Regions from separate parts of the Homo sapiens genome. Here region 1 is linked to region 2. Evidence: read pairs that join two places in POLR2A ChIA-PET (ENCODE). Cell type or tissue: MCF 10A. All regions are shown on one strand.

Region 1 (8,000 bases), 280 kb after region 2:
TACTAGGATTAGCTGCAATCTCTACTTTCGATGAGGAAATCCCAGTAAGCTTTCTGATTCAAGTACAATGCTGCCATTTTTTAAAGGGCCACAACTATAGAATTACCACTGTTGGAATTTGGTACAAAATATGTTTTGTCTATTGAAAACATACACGGTAAATGGTGTTGTTAGGTAGGTTCTGTCCAGTTCTTAGGGACTTTTTTCACATTATAGCATTTTTACCCTAAACATGATGTTGAGATTATTATATACTGTATTTTCTTCTAAATTAACCCTAATGTTTAAAAACTCACTTTCCCCCTTTAATTGAAGGCATTGTTTTGTTAGATGCAGTAATGATGTTTACCAGAGATTATTGTTTCCTATGCAAAATAAATTTTCATATTTTGAATTCTGCTGAGTCTTAAAACTGTCAATCATTAATATGACTATTTTATGTAAGGTATAGTTTTTAAACAAACTGGTTAATCCTTTTAGAACTACTGCTTGGGACCAACAGGAAGAGAAACATGGTATCTAAAGACAAAATTATTCATTCTGTAGTTGTTAAAATTACAGATGTCATATTTTTAAACATGCAAGTTAATCTTTTTTCATTTGCAGTTATAATCTGACCATTAGCATCAATACAAATTATATGATTTTTAGTCCAACAAATGTTATATTTAGATAACATTAGTACTTTATCACTGCTTAAAGCAACTCCTTTAAGAGCATACTTAGGTGACAGGGTCTCTGTTTTTCCCCCTTTGTAAGGCAACAAACACTCGAGCCATCTCAGACATTCTACACACATCATACTTACTTAATCTGCCAGTGATCCTGTAAAGTAGACACAATCTATATCTCCATTTTACAGATGAAAACACGGAGGCTCAGAGTGAATAACCTGCCCAAGAGCACATAGCAAATAAGTGCCCTAGAAAAGGTTCCACTGATTGCCAGAGAAACACTTTCTAGAAAATCACCTATCAATCAATCAGCACACTATTTCCTGACAAAACAGACATCCTGCCTCTTTTCCCTATCCTTACCAATTCAAATGAGTTTGTTCTATTATTTGCGTGCGTCTTAAAACACCCAAATCAGATCAGAGACAGGCTCCTGGTTGAAATTTGGTATTTCTCCATGAATTAAATCATAGGGCAGAAGAAACACAAGTCTACAGCCTTAGTTCTAAGACTTATTTACTATCCTCATCCCACTGTTTATACCCATCTTATAGAGAAAGCAAATGTTTTGGGTAAACTTTAGAAGGTTGCCGTATTCCAGGACTATTTCACAGGAGAAGTATGAAAATGCTTATGTCTCCATTTATTTTATTTTATTTTTTTATAAAAAAGCAGGCATAAAATACAATTACATTACTACGAAGATGCAACAAAATTTTAAAAAAGAAAAAGGGGTGCAATTTTTTTCAGAGAGGACAGCTGATCAAATATTTATAATTTTCTAAACCATGCAGTTCATTACTTATTACAATTCCAAACAAAACTCATTATTATGGGGATGGGAGTCAGGGAGAGGCCCCCCCCCAAGCATGATATCCAGCGCTGTCACACAGTGCTTATGTTCAAAGTGCTTACAAATGGTGTCTTCACAGCATAGGGAAGCTGAAGCCTTATTCCAGGGAAGGAGAGGTGAGTCAGTAGCAGTGTCAATGCAGACTCAGAAGCTCGGCAGTGACTTGCTCAAATCAGATTTTAGACACGATTTAAAGCATGTTTCAGTAAGGTTAATATAGTGTCCGAGTTTCTCTACTTTACCACCAGAATCCTAGAAGAGAGTAACAGCAGCAGCATAACTTCTTAAAACTGTGGTGTGGCAACCTAGAGTATTTCTGTTTAAGATCTATATATAAATGGATGCAAAATAGATACTTTAGAGCCAGATTCATGTAACTCTAACACAGGTTAGTTTTAAAGGCACTAACCTTTACTTTGGCTTTACTGGTATGCTTATCCATTAGTTAGCTGGAACATTTTAAAACTTTCATATAGATTTTTAAAACTTGTTTCTAGAGAACATGGTTTTTTAAAATTAATACTTTAAAAACATTCACTGTACATTAATTTCAACAGTAATACCGGCACCAGTTTTCCTTTCACTTCTGTCTCGTTATCCCCACAAAACAAAAGTAAAAAATCCAATAAGAAAATCCCAGTATTCATGATTTCTTAGTTCCCCATAGGAGGTATTTATGGTTCTAGGAGAAATCAGGTGTGAAGGAACAAGCAAATTTTAGTCTTATATTTATCTTGGAAGCTTCAGGGCCTCAAGAAAAACGAGAAACGAGCACAAAATCAGGTTGTTTTATATTTAATAAGTGTTGGGAAGAAAACACATTGATAGGTGCATGCACTCATGTATGTACATGAAAGCGGCAATGCGGTAAAAAGCGAATTCTTACCCAAGGTCAGAATTTTTTATTAAGCGCATTTTCATTAGTTGGACAAACAACCTTATAAACCCTTATGTCAAACCATATAATGTGAAGAATCTCCATGGGAGAGATTTTTTTTTCACCCTTCAGAATTATCTTTTTCCCCTAAGACCTTCATATGAATCTTCCTTGTACAGTTGGTCACACCATGATTCCCCATATTCTCTAATATATACAGCATTCCAAATTTAAACTTTTGCCTTTTTTACTCAAATATTTCAGTTACTCATATGTAAACTTGAAATTATTTCACCTTAATAAAGTTTATTAAAAATATATATATATATATATATATATATATACTCTCCAATTCAGAATAGGATAGAACCTCCCATAATGTAACAAAATCTTTATATAAAATATTAATTCAGTCTCCTTTTAACAACTCTAATGAATGGAAATATTTATTCTATATAAATTTATATATTTTTCATTTTTTAATCTTACTTAAAAAAGAGCTATCCCCCAAAACCAGAGCTGCAGAACACACCTGCAAAGGAAACGGCATGCACGTCTAGTCTGAGCACAGACAGCACAGCAGAGTGCAGACTGGAGAACGTTAAGAATAACAAAACCAGTTTCAGTCTATCAGTAGGCCAGTAGCTACTCTTCAGTTTCCACAATAGTATCTATTATGGGGATCTAACTTTTTAAATATCTCTAACTGACATCAGAGGGAATCAATGAAAAATGTCTATTTCCTTCATCGAAATATTAGATGACTTTTTTTTTTTTTTTTTTTTGAGACGGAGTCTTGTTCAGCTGCCCAGGCTGGAGTGCAGTGGCTCGATCTTCGCTCACTGCAACCACCGTCTCCTGGGTTCAAGCGATTCTCCTGTCTCAGCCTCCCAAGTAGCTGGGATTACAGGCCACCACCATCATGCCCGGCTAATTTTTGTATATTGGTAGAGACGGAGTTTCACTATGTTGGGCAGGCTGGTCTTGAACTCCTCACCTCAGGTGATCCGCCCGTCTTGGCCTCCCAAAGTGCTAGGATTACAGGCGTAAGCCACCATGCCTGGCCAGATGATGTATTTAAATATCATACCAAACTCTGTGTATTTATATAAAGAGAGACTGTTAAAAGACTTCATAATATAAAAAAAAACAAAAACAAAAAAAAAACTTTACGCTTACCATTGCTGCATATTGTTGCAGTATAAAACACACACTTATCTGGGATCATGAGAATACGGCAAGAATGTCCTGCGTAAACTGTAACTTTGACAGCATTTAAAAAATAAAAATCAAATTAAGTGCCTTTGAGGCCACTTCTTCCCAGTTGCCAGTTTTCTTAACCCGGTACTAAAATACTGCCACACACAGCTGCATGTCTGAGGATCATATTTAAATATTTAAAATGCATCTACAGTCTGTCTTAGTTTTCTTTATATTTGGGAAAAATTTTGAATCTTAAGTGTGAAAATGTAATCACAAATGTCTTTACCAGGAATAAAAACACATCTAGGGTAGCCAGCAAATTTAAAGCAAATAAAATATTTTGTAGTCACAGACTAATACTGAGGTCTGTAAAAAGAGTTGAATGAATAATAGACAGACATCAAGGATATATTAGTTCCAACACCATCCATTATTGTTTCTATAACCAATAATACTTTAAAAACATTTGTTAATCAAAATAGGCTGACATTGATATAACTATTTATGTGTAAAAATAGTGCACGATTTATCTTCCACAAAGCTAGTTTACATCCTAAGAGCTGGTAAACGCTTTTTTTGTTTTTTAATACAGACAGGGCTGAGACTTTGAAAAAAATTAAATTAAGGCATTCAAAATGGGTAAAGTTGCCTATCATGAAGCATTAGGAAACTGATATAATTAACTTTAAACTTCTTGTTACAGTAACTGCTTAAACATGAACATGCAACTTCCATCAGGTACACAGGAATGAGTGATATAAACTCCAACATTATGGCTTTATACAAGTGCATAGTTGCAACTGCAGCAAGTAATGATATCTGATTAATGTGTATAAAAAATAAAGTGGGAAGTTTAAAAAACCTTCTTGCAGTATTAGAGTACTATATATATATATATATATGTGTGTGTGTTTATATATATATACACAGTATAATGGTCACTTCTTAAAGATGCAGTCAATATCACTGTAGTGGAATCCATTCCCAGATTCTTCTGGTAAATGTGCTGGTGAAACCTCTCTGTTGAAGCTAGAAAAGATGTTTTCTTTAGCCTTTAACTCTTCTCAATCCTTGTGTGCATTGTAGTGTGAGCGACTGCCGAGAGAGCTTTATGGAAAAGTCTGGAAGAGTTGCATATATCCTTAGTCTATCAACCAATCATTGTTGGTTCAACCTGTTGCTTCAAAGGAGCCCAGATTTGTAATTTATATTACAGGGAAAAGGGGAACACATATATGTATGAGTGTATGTATCAGTCTCTCAGGAAAATATAGCTTTTTAATAAATTTTGGGCCATCATATTTCAGTCTTGTTTTCACTGGAAGAATACGATCACCTTGAATAATGACTGCTTTCATAGAAGGCAGTTAGCTGAAAAGAAAGGAAAAATAAAGTTAGTTGATACAGTGAAATAATTTAAGAGTGTTAAATTCCTAGAAAAAGCATTCCATTCACATTATTAAACTATATAGTCTTCCAGCTACTATATTTTTTAACACTAAAATCATGCATAAACATACTTACTGTATTACTTTTCCTATAGGTACAACATGCAATTATATTCTTTCCCAAAACAACTTGGGATTTTGGAATATTAGCTACACACATTACACACACATTTTAATATGGTTAACAAGCTATTAGGGTTAAACAATATACCACAGAATAACTTAGAAGATAAAAGTTTGATTTGGGGTTTAACTGCCAGCTGCCTCATGTAGCTGAAAGGGAAATGGGCCTATTGATCAGGTTCTACTTGGCTGTTCAACCCTAAGCCACATTTTGTTTTTCTATAAGATAGGACCAACTACATTGTTGTAGTAAATATATACAAGCTACTCTATGAAATCTGATTATAAATAGATACCAGTACTACCTGATTTATGTTTTGCAACTTGCTTACTTAGACTAAAACACACATTATTTCTTTTAAATCCTTCTATGTAAAAGGTTTAACTTGAGGCTCAACTTTCATTCAAATCTCCTTTAGCCACTATTAACCAAACTATTTTACATTTTCTAAAAGCACAATTCTCACAGCGTATCACTGACATTCTTCAGCAAGGGTAACATTAAATTCTCACAAAGCAAACATTTCACAGCACCACACACAAAAATGCCAAATCAGAAATAGCTATTTCACAGCACTTATTAGACTTATAAAGTTTTTATGCTTTCAATTCTTGCAAGTTGGAAATAAAAGGAGAGAGATGGAGAAAGGAATCTCATGCTATGTTCACAAACTAATATAGCTGTAGGAACTTGAAAACGTTGTAAATTTTACTTCTCTTCTGAATATGGCTTCTTTGGAATGAACAGAACGTATCAGAATTAACTCCTTTTGTGATTTCTACATCTCATTCCTAAGATAAATTCTAACTGTACTAAAAATTTATAGCCAATAAAGAATCTGAACATAGCATTTCACTTTTACACTTAACATGTAAATTTCAGTTAGCAACTTTTCGAAAACTACTTTTAACTATATACTATTAAAAACAAGTTTCAAAAATAAAAAATAATGAAAGCCCAAGTGGCAAACCACATGCACTACGTTGAAGTACTAAAATAACTGATTTTTCATTTTTTGATTTACCCCATTTATTTCTTCAGAAATCAAAAACATCGTCATCATCATCACCACCACCATCAACATCATCAAATGACCAATCCCAGTCTTTAAATGCCAAATCAAGCAATCTGCAATAGGAGGTTTGTAAATTTATACTCTAACACTCTTTAGAAACTGTAACTTAATGTTATGACTTAGAAATCATACTTTGAATGTGCTTGTAAGCATTTTAATTTTCCCTTCATGGATAACAACAAGATTAAAATTAAGACGGACGCACATAGGGAAGCCTTGCCCTTTATATATAAATGCATATAATCATGTTGGCCAAGTACACTTTCCAGATATTTGAAGACAGCGATCATATTTGGGATAATAAGAAACAATCTGCTTCTCCCTCCTCACTCCCATACCCCAGATAAACACATAACCATCCTGATGCCCAGTTTGATTTGAGAATTATGAAAGCACATTTGTCAATGTTCCCCTTCACCAAAGTGGTCAGATTGTCAGCTCAGTTTTTCCATCATAGCACCAAAAACCATGGGGTAAAAAGGGAGTAATAGAATAAGAAAGCAGCTTTCTGAATTCCAGTAGGACCCTGCCTGCTCAATGTGTCACCAAGAGCTTTGTCCTGCATATGAAAAACTAGGGACAAGGGAAAAGCCACAGGTACATAAGTAGCATTAGCAAGTCATCTTGGCTAAATTGGACTTAGAGTTGGGATATATGTGGTCTTTTCTTTCTAATTCAATAACCTAAACTGTAATATTGCTATCATCTTTGTTTTTAAAAATAGCCACCTGGCCAGATGCGGTGGCTCACGTCTGTAATCCCAGCACTTTGGGAGGCTGAGGCGGGCAGATCACCTGAGGTGAGGAGTTCAAGACCAGCCTGGCCAACATGGTGAAACCATGTCTCTACTAAAAATACAAAAATTAGCTGGGCATGGTGGCAGGTGCCTGTAATCACAGCTACTCAGGAGGCTGAGGCAGGAGAGTCACTTGAATCCAGGAGGCGGAAGTTGTAGTGAGCCGAGATCGTGCCATTGCACTCCAGCCTGGGGAACAAGAGTGAGACTTCGTCTCAAAAAATTAATAAATAAATAAAAATAAAAATAAATAAATAATAAAAAAAAGCAGTAACTTTTTCATTTTTAAAACTGTGGTGTTCATGAATCAACTTGTGCCAAGGAACTCATCTGGTCCCCAAAGTCTCACCTGTAATCACTATTGTCAGTGGTTCTTATTTACACACTTCTAAAGTAAGAAACTTTAGTGTATATGATTTACCTACTGCTCTTTATAAGGCCTCATTCCAAGAGATTTAGATATGACTGAAAAGGGCCCAAATATTTGCATTTTCAAATAAAAAACCTGAGGCGATTTCTGATACAGCTGGTTAACTTTGAGAAACACTGACAGAATAGGTTAATGGATGATTACTCTAATTTAAAATAAACACAGCGACTCAAATTACTCTTTTAAAATGTGCTAAACACAGCACAACATTTGAGAAAACACACAAACAGATATAATTACTCACTGAACACATATCGCAACCTGGCACACACTCACTTCTCTAGACTTATATATAATGTAACTTATAGCCATAGTTTCAGCTCTACTGCTTGGGAGATTGTGATCAGCAGGCCTTCCAGGGCATCCAAGCCTCAGCTTTAGCATAGGTTAGGAGAAAGCTGCATTGCATACCCTTTCAAAACCTTTGAAGTGTGTGCCAGTGTCACAATCTCAAATTTAAGTCTAATCGCTAGATGCGACTGTAGTGTATGACGAGACTTCCCTTACAACCCTCTCCCTC
Region 2 (8,000 bases):
AACTAGAGATCCAGCCTACCTAGATAGACATTGCCTGCACCGTTTTAAGGTGTAAAATTACTTCACCATCAGGAAGTTGAAAGGGATTCTTTTTCCTCCCAAGAGTTTGCATGTTGTACCCTGTTCCCTGGATGTTAGGAGCTCCCCATCACTGGAGGAATCCGGGCTGAGGCTGAGGCCTGCTTAGAGGGATACAGTGGCAGAGATTTCTACTTTGGGTGGAAGGTTGACCTCAACGATTCAGACTCCCTGGAAACTGAGGATCTTCAAGGATCCATCTGTGCACTTGTGAAATCCTATTTGATTGTCATAACCACAGGAGGAAGAAACTTCTATTCCCCCAAAGAGCTCTGTCTCACAGCCGGTGCTATGACTAAGGCATAGGAGGCTGTCGAGGACGCCTAAGCCAAGTGCATCTGATGACTGGATGCTGATTTGGAGGAAGGCTCTGAGGCCCATGACATCATAATTATTTGGTTCTCTTGTACTGAAATATCCCACAAATGACAGTAATTATTAAGTTCTGCCTGGCATGACATTTTCTCCCAAACATTGGAGGATGTTCCAGAATTTTCTCTCTCTACTCCCATTCCACCTTCCTGCTCTCTCTCCATCCATCTCCTGCTGTGCTCCCAGTTTACTTTCAGCCCACGCCACTTCTTATACCATTTCCTTTCTCTCCTCATTTGACCCCATAAGGTCCTCCTCCTCCAGCACCTCCCTTCCTAATCTCTGGTCAGGAACAGATATGGAGCTGGGAGCACCAAGAGACAGCATTTGTTATGTGCTTGTTGGCTATTTGCATAGTCTCTTTGGAGAAATTTTTATTCACATCCTTTGAGCATTTTTAAATTGGGCTATTTGTCTTCTAATTGGTGAGTTCTAAGGGGCTAACATATATTTTGGATACTAGCCACTTATCAAATACATGGTTTGCATATATGTACTCCCATTCTATGGGTCTTTTTGTCACTTTTTTGATAGTGTCCTTTGACACACAAATGTTCTAAATGTATCTATTTTTTCTTTGGTCATTTGTGCTTTTAGTGTCATCTCAGAAGCATCTCACTGCTTAATCTAAGGCCACTAAGATATTGCCTATGTTTCCTTTTAAGAGTTATAGTTTTACCTCTTACATTCAGGTCTTTGATCTGTTTTGAGTTAATTTTGTATATGGTGTGAGGTAAAGGTCCAACTTTATTCTTTTGCATAAATGATTTCCCAGCCCCTTTGGTTAAAAAGACTGTTCTTTCTCCATTGAATTGTTTTGTCACCCTCTTTGAAAATCAATTTGACAATAAAGGTGAGGGTTTTATTCTATTGATCTATATGTCTGTCTTTATGACATATATATTTGATTATAGTCCTTATTACTGCAATATTGTAGTAAGTTTTGATGATTTGCCAAAATTCTGTTTAGGTGTTTGAATCTATGTGTAAGAGAGATATCTGTCTTAGTCTTTATAAGAAATATAGTTATCTTGCAGTGTCTTCATCTGGCTTTGGAATCAGGGTATTGCTGCCCCATAAATTGATTTGGAGAATGTTTTTGCCTCTTTTATTTTTTGGAAAAGTTTGTGTAGACTTTGTATTATTTATTTCTTAAATGTTTGGTCCAATTCCTCAGTGAATCCATCTGTACCTGGAGTTTTTTTTTTGTGGGAAGTTTTCTAACTATAATTTCGATTTTTAATAGATATAGGGCTTTTCATGTGACCTATATTTTTCTTGAATGAGCTTTGGTAGTTTGTGTCTTTCAAGGAAACTGAGAATTGCCAGTCTTTGCACATAAATATAATATCTTGAACTAGATGTTGCTGTAATGCTCATTGGAGTGAATAATTTTTGTAGGCAAGAACAATAGCATTTTCATTTCTGTATTTCCCACATCTGGCCCAGAGTCCAGCATAAAACAGGCACTCAGTTAATGTCTGTGGAATGAGAAGGAGTATTTAAGAGTCTGCTTTAATGAGCAAAATCTCTACCAAAGCAACTAAAGTTAATGACTGAATATATTGTCTAGTAGAGTTCCGAAGGGTCATGCTTTAATGAGACATAAAGGTGATAACAAAAAAATAGAATAAAAATGGAGCTTCTAAAATCATTGAAATGCACTTCATTGATAATCAAAGAAATGCAATTAGAACAAGGTACCATTTCCACTCTTCTGGCTGTCAAAAATTTTAAAAGATTGATTACATTCAGAAATGGTAAGAGTTTGGGGAAATAGGTACTTGAGGGTGCCTCCTTGAAAGTTATTTTTGTAGTATTTATCAAAACTTAAAAGGTCTGCACCCTTTAGCTTAGCCATTCCACCAGTAGAAATCAATCCTATAGAGGTATAAGTGTTCAAGGATACAGGCTGTATATGATATTTATTATGGGATTATTTTAATAGTAGAAAATTATAAACAAACAATATCCAACCATAGGAGAGTAGATACATAAGTTCTATGATTACTAAAATGGTGTAATGTCTGTGAGGTGTTACTCAACAGGAAGAAAGCAAAATGCAAACAGAAGAATCTTTCTTTCTTCCTTTTTATCTATCCGTCTATCTGTGAAAGAGGCCTGGAAATATGCACATCAGAAGTGTGTAGTAGACACAGTTCTCCAATGGCTTCATGATTCCCGCCCCCTGGTGTCCACCTTCTGTACAATTTCCGCCTCTTGATTTTGGGCAGGACTGTGATTATGACAGAGCTCAGTCCTGTGGTTAGGTTATGTGGCACACGTAAAGGGATTTTGATGATGTAATTAAGATCCCTAATCAGTCTGACTTTGAGTTAATTAAATGGGAGAATCTCCTTGGGTTGGGGGGGGGCCTGGCCTAATCAGGTAAGCCTCTGAACAGATAACTTAGACCGTTCTGATGAGAGTCTACTGCTGGCCTTAATGAAGAAGGAAGCCTGGGTAAGTTCCACAGCTGCAAGGACATGGATTCTGCTGCATGAGCACGGAAGAGGACCCTGAGCCTCAGATGAGGCTGCAGCTCTGGGCAGCACCTTGATTGTGCCTCGCGAGGCCCTGAGCAAAGGACCCAGTTAAGCTGTGCCCAGACTCCTGCCCCATGGCACCTGTGCGCTAGCAAAAGTGTGTTACTTTAAGCTTCTATGTTTGATGTAATTTGTACCCAGTAACAGAAAATTGATAGACTGTGTATCATTCTGACCTTTGGGCAAGACGGAAGTCAGGGATGTAAATAAAAGCCTTCCTTTCACATTACATTTTTTTTTTTTTACAATAAATAGATAACAATTTTGCAATTAAAGTAAAGGAAAATGGGAAAGGATTTGTTTCTGAAGAGTTTTCTTCAATCATTTTGTTTACTTTCCTAGTGTGCTTTAAAAGCAAGCACAAAAGCCAACAGCAGCCCCACGCCCCACTACTCCAACCTGGCAGGCCACAGGCAGGAACATTTATCCTTCTTGGTCTTGTTTCCTAACTGCTTTTCTCTCTTCCCAGATCTCAGGCCCAGAGGGGTCCTACCCGCAGCCTCTGGGGCAGCTGAATGCGCCCAAAGCCTCTGACATCTTTCTACACATCTGGGGTGTGTGGCAACCCTGTCCCGGTCCTCCCACCTGCCTGCAGGCAGGATGAGTCATGGCTGAACAGAAGCCATGGGAAGCAGAGGCAGAGGCGAGCAGACTTCAGGAAACGTGCCCACCTCGGGAATGGGAACAAGGAAGTCACCCCTCCCGCTCTCCTCCCCCTGCTCTTCTTGGCCTTGGCAGGTTCAGCAGCTTGTCGATTACAAAGCTGTTCATGCCCAATAATGTATTTGTTCCTATAAGATCTTATAGCCAGGAAGGAAAGAGTCATTAGCTCCATTTTACTGATGAAAAAATTGAGGCATAGAAAAGAAAAAAAATGCTTAGAAGCTGGGGTGAAAAAAATGAAGTTTCCTGATGATTCAGTTTGACATCCTTCTCTACCCACCTCCATCCAGCACCGCCTCCCACCCAGCTGCCTCATGCACTTGACTTCCAGGGGCCATGGTATTCAGACAGGAGTAGACCAGCTGGGTCTTTCTGTCAATCAGCTCTTCTTGGTGGAGGTGGGGAAGGGGGATGATGAGGGGAGGGGGATGATGAGGAGAAGGAGCGGGGGTGGGGACGGGGCAGCTCCCTGATACCGATGGGTACACAGCAAAAAATGAAATGTAAATTTTCAATGGAGTACAGAACTGAATCTTTTTTTTTTATTTATTTATTTTTTATTGATAATTCTTGGGTGTTTCTCACAGAGGGGGATTTGGCAGGGTCATAGGACAATAGTGGAGGGAAGGTCAGCAGATAAACAAGTGAACAAAGGTCTCTGGTTTTCCTAGGCAGAGGACCCTGCGGCCTTCCGCAGTGTTTGTGTCCCTGGGTACTTGAGATTAGGGAGTGGTGATGACTCTTAACGAGCATGCTGCTTTCAAGCATCTGTTTAACAAAGCACATCTTGCACCGCCCTTAATCCATTTAACCCTGAGTGGACACAGCACATGTTTCAGAGAGCACAGGGTTGGGGGTAAGGTCACAGATCAACAGGATCCCAAGGCAGAAGAAGTTTTCTTAGTACAGAACAAAATGAAAAGTCTCCCATGTCTACTTCTTTCTACACAGACACGGCAACCATCCGATTTCTCAATCTTTTCCCCACCTTTCCCCCCTTTCTATTCCACAAAGCCGCCATTGTCATCCTGGCCCGTTCTCAATGAGCTGTTGGGTACACCTCCCAGACGGGGTGGTGGCCGGGCAGAGGGGCTCCTCACTTCCCAGTAGGGGCGGCCGGGCAGAGGCGCCCCTCACCTCCCGGACGGGGCGGCTGGCCGGGCGGGGGGCTGACCCCCCAACCTCCCTCCCGGATGGGGGGGCTGGCCGGGCGGGGGGCTAACCCCCCCACCTCCCTCCCGGTCGGGGCGGCTGGCCGGGCTGGGGGCTGACCCCCCCACCTCCCTCCCGGACGGGGCGGCTGGCCGGGCGGGGGGCTGACCCCCCCACCTCCCTCCCGGACGGGGCGGCTGGCCGGGCGGGGGGCTGACCCCCCCACCTCCCTCCCGGACGGGGCGGCTGGCCGGGCGGGGGGCTGACCCCCCCACCTCCCTCCCGGACGGGGCGTCTGGCCGGGCGGGGGGCTGACCCCCCCACCTCCCTCCCGGACGGGGCGGCTGGCCGGGCTGGGGGCTGACCCCCCCACCTCCCTCCCGGACGGGGCGGCTGGCCGGGCGGGGGGCTGACCCCCCCACCTCCCTCCCGGACGGCTGGCTGCCGGGCGCAGACGCTCCTCACTTCCCAGATGGGGCGGCTGCCGGGCGGAGGGGCTCCTCACTTCTCAGACGGGGCGGCCGGGCAGAGGTGCTCCTCACATCCCAGACGGGGCGGCGGGGCAGAGGCGCTCCCCACATCTCAGACGATGGGCGACCGGGCAGAGACGCTCCTCACTTCCTAGATGGGATGGCGGCCGGGAAGAGGTGCTCCTCACTTCCTAGGTGGGATGGCGGCCAGGCGGAGACGCTCCTCACTTTCCAGACTGGGCGGCCTGGCAGAGGCGCTCCTCACATCCCAGACGATGGGCAGCCGGGCTGAGATGCTCCTTACTTCCCAGACGTGATGGCGGCCGGGCAGAGGGGCTCCTCACTTCCCAGACTGGGCGGCCGGGCAGAGGGGCTCCTCACAACCCAGACGATGGGCGGCCAGGCAGAGACGCTCCTCACTTCCCAGACGGGGTGGCGGCCGGGCAGAGGCTGCAATCTCGGCACTTTGGGAGGCCAAGGCAGGCGGCTGGGAGGTGCAGGTTGTAGCGAGCCGAGATCACGCCACTGCACTCCAGCCTGGGCACCATTGAGCACTGAGTGAAGGAGACTCCGTCTGCAATCCCGGCACCTCGGGAGGCCGAGGCTGGCGGATCACTTGCGGTTAGGGGCTGGAGACCGGCCCGGCCAACACAGCGAATCCCCGTCTCCACCAAAACCAGTCAGGCGTGGCGGCGTGAGCCTGCAATCGCAGGCACTGGGCAGGCTGAGTCAGGAGAATCAGGCAGGGAGGTTGCAGTGAGCCGAGATGGCAGCAGTACAGTACAGCTTTGGCTCAGCATGAGAGGGAGACCGTGGAAAGAGAGGGAGAGGGAGACCGTGGGGAGAGGGAGAGGGAGAGGGAGAGGGGGAGGGGGAGGGAGAGGGAGAGGGAGAGGGAACTGAATCTTAATGAAAGGTATTATTCAATTCAGCAAAACACAAGGAAATTTTAACTGAGCAGAACTGATTAGCCCATAAAAAGGAATAGATTACAGCTTGCATCATTTGCCGTCTAGACAAATCACTTAGATACACAGGCACTGGTTTTAATTACTGCCATAGAAATCTAGCATTCTGTAGCCCAAAATGGTATTGTTCAACAAATAAAAAAAATTTTTAATGAGAAAATGCAGCTCAAACAACTACTTCCCATTATGCCTAAATAAACTGTTCCCCCACCCTTTATTTAAATAAGAAACCCGCAAGGTAAAATTGCTGCTTCTTCTATGTCTAATAGATTTTGTGCTCTACGTCCCTTCCCCCATGGCATCATGAAATGTATAATTCTCATAGAAGGTCTATGCTGGACTGAATACATCACAGCAAGAAGCTTTCCATTTTTAGCCAAAAAGTTCAGACTTTTTTTTTTTTTTTCTGGTTTAACCCTTCAGGAAATTCTAAATGGATCCAGGCTGCTGGCTCAAGTTTCTATGCAACAATGACCTTCAGTGAGAAAGCAGCATGTTGATTTTTCTCTTTTTTTCCTAATCCATGGGATCCCAGCCTCGCCTTTCCAAACAGGATCTATATGGTCAGAGGACAAAGGGCCTGTTTCCAGAGCTTTGAGAAGAGGAAGGCAGAGGCGGCACTTAGCAAGTGTGAGGGAAGGAGAACGTACTAGTCAGCTTGGGCCGTGTAACAAAGCACCACAGACCTCAGGCTTCAACAATAGGCATTTATCGTCCAAGATCAAGGTGCTGGCAGGTTTCATTTCTTTGAGGCTTCTCTCTTTGGCTTGCAGATGGCCACCTTCTCAATGTACCCTCACGTGGTGAAGACAGAGAGCAAGGTCTCTCTACCTTCTTCTTCTAAGGCCACTAATCTTGTTGGGCTGGGGCCCCAACTTTATGGCTTCATTTAACCTTCATTATCTCATTAAAGGCCCCATCTCCAAATAGCATCACATTGGGGGTTAGGGCGTCCACGTACGAATTTGGAGGGGGTGGTACAAAAACATTCAGTCCATAACAGAGGCAGTAGTACAGGCTTGGGGAGAGCACTGGGCAAGGAGTCAGCCAACCTGATCTGCAGGCTCCGTTTGCTCTGGCCTGGGAGGACAAGTGGAGTTTGTGGGATTCCAGGTGTGGGGCACTCTGGGCCTGGGCATGTCAGTAGACCAGAATGTGGACTTGCCAGGGTTTGATGAGGAGGTGGGGTGTGCAGCATGCAGGGGTAAAGGGAAAATGCCTGTGTCCTGACCGTGGAAGGAAGACCATCCTCTGACCCCCAAAAATCTCTCTAGCCACGGCCCAGCCCTGCTCAGTTCCCAGGTGCTTTTCACCTCCCATCAGTCTGCCCACAAGTCTGGGGCATGCCCAGGGGACCATGTCTTTCTCACCGCCACGCCCCAGACACTGCTGAAGCCTGGCTCTGTGGGACAGCTGAGCAAATTAAGGCTCATCAGAGACCATGAAGGTCCTGTGGTTTCAAAGTTATGTGGGTTCTGTTTGGGCATAATGAAGCATTTTCTCATTCCTTCCCTCCACATGCCTGCCTAGCACCTGCATGTCCAGGCCCGATGCTGGGCACCGTCACAGAGAAGAATAATCCAGATTGTACTGGGGCTGGAGTTGGGGGCAGACAAACCAGTGGTGCATGAACTGACCCTGTGCCATAGGACAGCTGAGGGCTCTGTGAGCACATAGGGAATGGGCCCTGATCCCTTGGGGAAAGGAGGGCTGGAGAGGGGTGCAGTCCCTGGAGACCTCCTGGAAGTGGT

The links. ChIA-PET counts read pairs that join two places held together with the same protein. Peaks named below come from ENCODE experiments on the same cell type or tissue, not always from the same donor. Only the 100,000 strongest peaks of a DNase experiment are listed, where the experiment ranks them.
Region 1: POLR2A ChIA-PET joins it to region 2 with 5 read pairs; 2 of 35 experiments call an interaction of 5 or more read pairs at or near these places.

Annotation. Positions count from the first base shown.
Region 1 is chr2:11,178,463-11,186,462 of GRCh38, forward strand. It overlaps SLC66A3 (solute carrier family 66 member 3), which reads left to right. Exons shown (of 7, transcript NM_152391.5): 7 at 1-394. ROCK2 (Rho associated coiled-coil containing protein kinase 2) reads right to left here. Exons shown (of 33, transcript NM_004850.5): 33 at 1,297-4,978. The coding sequence ends at 4,975. Among named protein-coding and RNA genes, the nearest start is that of SLC66A3, 27 kb to the left of the region's middle. In MCF 10A, no CTCF peak of the experiment used is centred here; no DNase peak of the experiment used is centred here.
Region 2 is chr2:10,897,751-10,905,750 of GRCh38, forward strand. No RefSeq gene overlaps it. Among named protein-coding and RNA genes, the nearest start is that of KCNF1, 10 kb to the right of the region's middle. RefSeq lists an enhancer at 4,119-4,689. In MCF 10A, a CTCF peak has its summit at 2,627 (motif pointing left); DNase peaks (open chromatin) are centred at 2,651 and 3,611.